Regions from separate parts of the Homo sapiens genome. Here region 2 is linked to region 1. The links are chromatin contacts, found by Hi-C or POLR2A ChIA-PET in ENCODE. All regions are on one chromosome and are shown on one strand. The core of a region is the stretch at or near the end of the contact, and the rest is flanking DNA. Distances in the headings are between cores, read along the strand shown. Region 1 holds the start of SSH2 (slingshot protein phosphatase 2). Region 2 has its middle 120 kb from the start of GOSR1.

What was found. Hi-C counts contacts between places; a loop is a spot of excess contacts on that map. ChIA-PET counts read pairs that join two places held with the same protein, here RNA polymerase II (POLR2A). Pooled maps may share reads with other maps.
Region 2: a loop to region 1 is called in a map of OCI-LY7, with 7 times the contacts of the local background. The contact joins the enhancer-like site here to the promoter of SSH2 in region 1. A Hi-C loop is called at or near these places in 1 of 168 maps with a recorded cell type or tissue (OCI-LY7) and 6 of 50 pooled maps. POLR2A ChIA-PET finds 5 or more read pairs at or near these places in 2 of 52 experiments (HCT116 and PC-9).

What each region holds. Positions count from the first base shown.
Region 1 is chr17:29,928,489-29,931,499 of GRCh38, reverse strand. It overlaps SSH2 (slingshot protein phosphatase 2), which reads left to right and starts at 1,272. Exons shown (of 16, transcript NM_001282129.2): 1 at 1,272-1,562. The coding sequence starts at 1,500. It also overlaps a transcript of EFCAB5 not described here. RefSeq lists silencers at 90-259, 993-1,082, 1,233-1,512, 2,023-2,072.
Region 2 is chr17:30,598,694-30,602,045 of GRCh38, reverse strand. It overlaps the pseudogene SMURF2P1-LRRC37BP1 and the pseudogene SMURF2P1. Among named protein-coding and RNA genes, the nearest start is that of GOSR1, 120 kb to the right of the region's middle. RefSeq lists a silencer at 1,285-1,764. Within about 2 kb of position 1,650, at least 40 of the 41 ENCODE cell types and tissues checked have a DNase peak (open chromatin) inside an H3K27ac peak, as active enhancers do; they include HCT116, OCI-LY7 and PC-9, where a contact is called at or near this core.

The DNA.
Region 1 (3,011 bases), core at 23-2,522:
CTCTACATAGGACTGTACAGTACAGGGACCCTCAGTGTCTGATTCTTGATGGAACCTCCCTGCTAATTATTTCAACCACAGGGCCCCAGGGAGAGAACAAAGGCTCAGCACAGAGGACTCTTGTGGCGTTTAACCGTACAGCAGCCAGAAAGAGCTCATGACAGCCCTGTCAGTTTAAAAGAAGCAATGAGATCCAAGAGTGTTTGAGTGACAAACAGGAGGGGGTGGGTTTTAATAACTGCAAACTCCCAAGTGTGTGTGTTTTCTACAGCTTTGATATGTACGGTGGTATTTACCAGCTCATCCACTCAAGCTGAGAAATAGCCTTGTCAACTCTCTTTCTTTGTGTAAATAATCAGTGATATTTGCATTGTGCAATTTTTTTCCTTTTTAATCTTGATTTTCCATTACATTCTTTGCTTATGTTCTGCAGACAATTTACCCCTGAGAAAACCATTCCCTTAAAATATCTTTTAATCTACATTTTTACATAGGTCTATGAAAGAATGACATTTAGAGACGAAGGAGAAGAAAGCTTAACGAGCAAATCCTGTTTAATTAAAAGACTGTCTTCACAGCAGGAGGCAAGTGAGAGGTCAATAGCAGGCTGGACCCTCACAACCGGCTTCCTCGGACTCCCAGGCGCGCTCAGCTTCTCTTCTCCTCAGGAATAATGAATAAGTCTTTAGACAGGCAATAGAGGAAGCATGAGGGTACCACAAACCTTTCCAGGGTATCAAACGGAAAATGGTTTTCTTTCCAGAAGTCTCATCATAAAACATAGACGGAAGGGGGGGAAAAGTTAAGAAAAAGCCCCCGAGAGCCGGGGTGAAGGGAGTAAACTGGTCTAGCCCAGTTCTGTCTGCGCCCAGTGAGAGGGTTTGAAACTCCGCGGAGCCCTTTCCCAATAGAAAACGTGTTTGCTTCAGGATTTTCATCTCAGCTGCTTTTTTTTAAGGTTGGTTAAGCTGTGCGCCGCCCCACCTCATAAAATGGTTGTCTCTCAGGAGTGAAGACTCCAGCGGCCCCCCGCCCTGGGACCCCTCACCGGGCTGGCTCCCTTCGGCCCCTTCCCCCACCCCACTCCACAGCACCCAGTGCTGGCAAACCGCGCGATTCCAGCACGAAGGAGGAAACCCAGGAGGGTGCGGCGGCCCGAGGCGCACGCACTCGGCCAGCTTCCGGCAACTCAAGGGTTACGACCAGGCGGCGGCGCGCGCCGAGGGGAGAGGCGGTAGCTGACAGGTGGCGCCTGCGCACTGGGAGCGCTCATTGTGCCCCGCAGCTGCGGAACCGCCCGCCCGCCGCCCGTTCGGAGCGTCAGTCGGCGACAGTCTGGTGGTGGGTGCGGAGTCTGCGGCCGTTCCCGCGGCCTCCTCCTCCTCCCCGTTCCCTTCACCCCCACCCCGCACCCCTTTCCCCATCCCGGCTCCGTCACCCTCCCGTCCCCCACACTCAGGACAAGAATGCCCTGCCCGGAACAACCCAGCAGCGCCTAGATGGCTTTGGTCACGGTCCAGCGGTCACCTACCCCCAGCACCACCTCCAGCCCCTGCGCCTCGGTGAGTCCTTCCTGGCGGCCGCTCCGCTTGCTTCTGTCACTGCGGCTCCGCTTTGCCTCAGCGGGTCCCGCCGAACGCCACTGCGCACGCGCCGCGCCGCTTCCCAGGCCTTGGCACTCGGCTGCCGCGAACCCCCCCACACCCCCATGTTAAAGACTAGCAGCAGGAACTACAAGACGTTGATTTTTGCCCCCATCACCCTGAGCACCTAGCTCCTCACAATCCTCGCCCTGAAATCCCCTGTGGCATGCCTCCCTATGGCTTGAGCACTTCCTTTTGGTAATGAGTCATTCTTGCTTTTCACCCTCCCCCTTCTTTTACCCTCTGTTGCTCTGCTGCAGGGAGGGGACCGTGAGCCTCCTGCGTTGCCCCTTACCCACACCCACATCTCTTACCCACACCATTTCATAGACCTGTTCAGTATTTGCACACTGCACACCCTTCTTCGTACTCGCCAGGGTGTGTGCCTTCCCCTAGTCACTTGCTGGCTTTCTTTTGCTCTGTACTGTTCAGGCTTTGAACTGCCCAACCGTAGTTATTCCTTGGTTTCTCCCGCCTGCCCCCCACCCCAGAGGGTAGCAATGATCTCTGTTTCCTGGACCTCTTACCTTTCCTTTATGAGGTCCCGAAGCATCTGGTGCTGCTTAGTGATCAGTGTCAAATTATTTCCGTCTTACAGATATTTATGCCTTACACTCATTGCTCGTGATCATTCTTGTTCTAAGGTCGTGTTTGTATGGCTCGTTACCTCAGATGCCTATGCCAATAAAGCATGCTCTCAGAAGGAAAATACCCAGTAACCAGCCTTTCCCCGCTGGGCCCGTCTTTGCCTTCTCTCCTCGCCCCACCCCCATTCGTTTACACTCCATTCTCTTAGGCTCCATTTTTGAAAATATTTATTTTTAAAAACAATATATTGCACCAGTGGGGCAAATGGGCTTTAAAAAACCAACATCCAGATGTTTTAGAGAGAAATAAACTGAGTGAAAATGCGAGCAACTGGGAAAACCACCTTGAACTTCCTACAGAACTGTAATTTTAAAAACGGTGTTGGTGGATTTGGTAGTATCAGGTTGCAAAAAAAGGTATTTAATAAACACTGTACCACTTTCCACTGTAAAAAAATCATCAGGTTACCCTTAATATTTGTATGTTAACTGAGGTGTGAGCTTTGATATCCTGAAATTTGCTGGCTTGTCATTTCAGTATAATTTCCTGAATTTCAAAGTTTTGTTGTGTATGGTTGTGGTTTCTTCTTTTCTGAGCTTTAATTGCATTTTGTGTGATGAAATTGACAACTATATCTTAATAAGTGATTTTATTTCAAAGGTTATATATCTTGTGTTGTTTCAGAGAGCAGAACTGGGATTCTTGGTTCAGGGAGGCAGATTTCCAGTGATTGTAAGGAAGAATTTGTAACAGTGGAGTGCACTGCCTTGCAAAATAGTG
Region 2 (3,352 bases), core at 401-2,900, 670 kb before region 1:
TTCGTACACGTGCACGCACACACAAATCCTCTACGGAAAATTATCTTTCTCACCACTCATCGGAATATAAACGTGGACAATTTATCAGGGGTAAATGGTGAAGGTAGGATAACGTCGTGATTTCAATTCCTTTTCAAACCAAATACAAGTTTTCCTAAAATGGGGGTGACATGTCCATGTAAGAATACCAAAAATGGCACTGTAAGCAAAAATGTACCTGTAATGTTAAAGATTTCATGCGCCTGGAATCATAAACACTTTGTAAGTGTAGTCTTCTATCTAGCAACCCCTCCGGACATTATTTTCCATTTAGAAAAAGGAAGGGGGAGGGTGGGGAGAGTAAGAGAAAGTTTGCTCTAAAGTTTGTATGAGCACATAGTTAGAAAAGTACCCCCTACCCGCCTCCAAAAGTGTGTTTTTAAAGCAGGTCTGGAGTTAGAAGTGACACAAGTTCTGCGGCCTACAAGGTACAACCCCAAACATGCCACCCTACAATCAGACACTTCCAAAACACAGTGTACAATGAGCCCGAGCCGTCGGATCAGACAGGCACATGGGAAAAGTCAACCTCAGTCTCCTCTCCTCAGAGAGACCTGAGTTTAAGGTGTGCGGCCCCGGCAACGGTGGCCAGAGGCGGGGAGTAAAGGTTTTGCAAGCGGGCATAAGTGGGTGTGCAAGGTAACAACCCGGGAACACACACGTACACCCTCCCGTTAAGCGCTCCATCTTTAAGGAGTGTTTACTGCGCGCAGTCTGCAACCGGATTCAATAATCCCCTTCACGAGCCCACCTGGGCCGTAGCCCAGGGGCTGCTGCTCCCCGAGCCCCGGGAGGCAGCGTCGGGCTCCTTGACCAAGACTTTTCAGCCCGAAATCCGCTGCGATGCGAACGGGTGTATCCTCCCCTCCACAAAAGACTACCCCGCCTCCCCGAGTCATCCTCGGCTTTTTAAAGAATGTCCAAACCAGAGCGAGTGGCTTTCCAATTACTCTCCCTGAACTAGGCCTTCCTACTCCTCCGACCCCCAACTCACCATTGATCGCGATCCTGGCCCTTCCCAAGTCAACAGGTACCCCGCGCCAGCTCGCCCACCCGGCGGCTGCCCAGCCCGGCCGCCGCTCCCCATCACCTGTCGGGCGCAGTCTGACTGGCCCGTTCCTCCGGCTTCAGGGGTTGGACATGTCCCCGGCGGCGGGGTTGGCGGGGGCGGCGGGCGGGACGGGGACAGGGGCGACGTCGAAGCGCGGCGGAGTCACCACAGAGGCAGGGGCTGAGGCCCGAGCTGCCGGCGCTGCGACCGCCACGGCCGGAGGGTCCCGGATGTGGCGAGCGTCGTCGTCCTGAGCCGCTGAGCTCCCCGCTCCTCCCACTTCTCCTTCCTTGGTCCGGGCAGCACAACTAGGCGGCAGCCGGCCGCTGGCGCCCCAGCCGTCTCCTCGCGGCCTCCGCGGCCTTTCCCTCCTCTCCTCTAGGCTAGGCCCAGTAGCCGACGGGGCTGGTCGGCTGAGGCGGGCGGTGCTCGGCGGCGCCGGAGCAGGACTCTGGGCTCGGCTACTCCTCCTCCACCCGCCTTTTTGTCTGAGGGACCCGGGACCTGGGGCTGCCGCCACCACTGGTCGGCTCCGGGGGACTGGGAGGAGACGGGAGTTGGGGCCGTTGGGGCCGGGCGGGGCCAGCGGGCGCGCGCAGAGTACCCAGGGTGCCCCGGGCTGGCACCGGCCGTCAGGGAGTGGGTGAGGTGCCGCCGAGGGTCTCACGCGGAACGCGCGCAGGGAGCAAAGTGGCAGCGGGGGCGACAACTCTGGCACCTGGAGGGGCATAGTGTCCGGTCCACTTAAGGAGAGCTTTTGTCCAAGCAGGGCCGACTGCATTTATTAGACGCCCACTGCGTGCAGAGCGCTCCTAGAGGCTGGGGCGAGGAAGGTTAGAACCGAGTCCGCTGCCCGCTGGGAATCTGGCGTCTCTCGGGCGAGGGAAGAGACAGCATTCCCACGCCAATGGTTCCAGCAAAGCCCCAGGACTGCTCTGCTCCTGGTCTTGTAGTTGACACCTCCATCGGAGACTCACCTGGGGGAGGCGATCGGGTTACCTGCCGGCTCCTGCTCTTTTCAGGTGCAGCCAAGGATAGGGAGATGATAACATCTGAAAGGATTAACAAGATAAACCTTGGAGAGTAATGTATGAAGGGTTGTTCATACACTGCTGTATTTAGTTATCTCAGGAGGAGAAAGAAAATTTCTTTTTAAATGTGTACCTTATCCTTTGACCTTGTAACTTTACTGCTAGGATTTTTTTTTTTTTTTTTGACAGGGTCACCCTCTGTCGCCCAGGCTTGAGTGCAGTAGTGTGACCACGCCTCACTGCAGCCTCAACTTCCTGGGCTCTGGTGATACTCTCACATGAGCCTCTGGAGTAGCTGGGACCACAGGTGTGCACCACCACGCCCCATTAATTTTTGTATTTTTAGTAGAGACATGTTTAGTAGAGACATTTAGGTTTCCCCACGTTGCCAGGCTGGTCACGAACTCCTGACCTCAAGAGATCCGCCTGCCTCGGCCTCCCAAAGTGCTCTCAGGCTCGGCTCCCTGAGCCACCATGCCTGGCCCTATTCTTGACAAATAAATAATAGTACGGAAGATGTTCTTTGCTATATTCCATTAATAACAAAAGGAATGAGGGAACAGCATAATGGTCCATGAACCGCATGCTTTTTAATGCAGCCATTTAACTGACAAGTTTTATGAAGATCATATAATATGGAAGAATGTATATGTAATGCAAAGTTTAAAAACAGAATAGAAGTTGTATGCATATGCATGCGAAAGTATGTAGCACAATGTAAACTACTAAGAACAACAGCGTGGGAGATTTTTTATGTGATTCATTAGTTTTGCTTTAGGCTGTTATTAATGCAATTTTAAATGTTTTGGATTAATATATTTTAATCCTTATTCCATGCCAGTCATTTCTTTTAATGCATCAGTGTAGTCACCTCTCCAGATAGTTACCTCTGAGAGCATTTCATCAGTTTGGATACAGCCTTACAATTAAAGTAATCCAAAAAAGTATATGAAGTTCTAGACATCACACTAGAAATACCACAGATAGGCCGGGCAGGGTGGCTCACCCCTGTAATCCCAACACTTTGGGAGGCCAAGGCGGGCGGATCATTTGAGGTCAGGAGTTCAAGACCAGCCTGGCCAACTTGGTGAAATCCCGTCTCTGCTAAAAAAAAAAAAAAAAAATATATATATATATATATTAATTAGCCAGGCGTGATGGCGCATGCCTGTAGTCCCAGCTACTAGGGAGGCCAAGGCACGAGAATCGCTTGATCCCGAGAGGTGGCAGT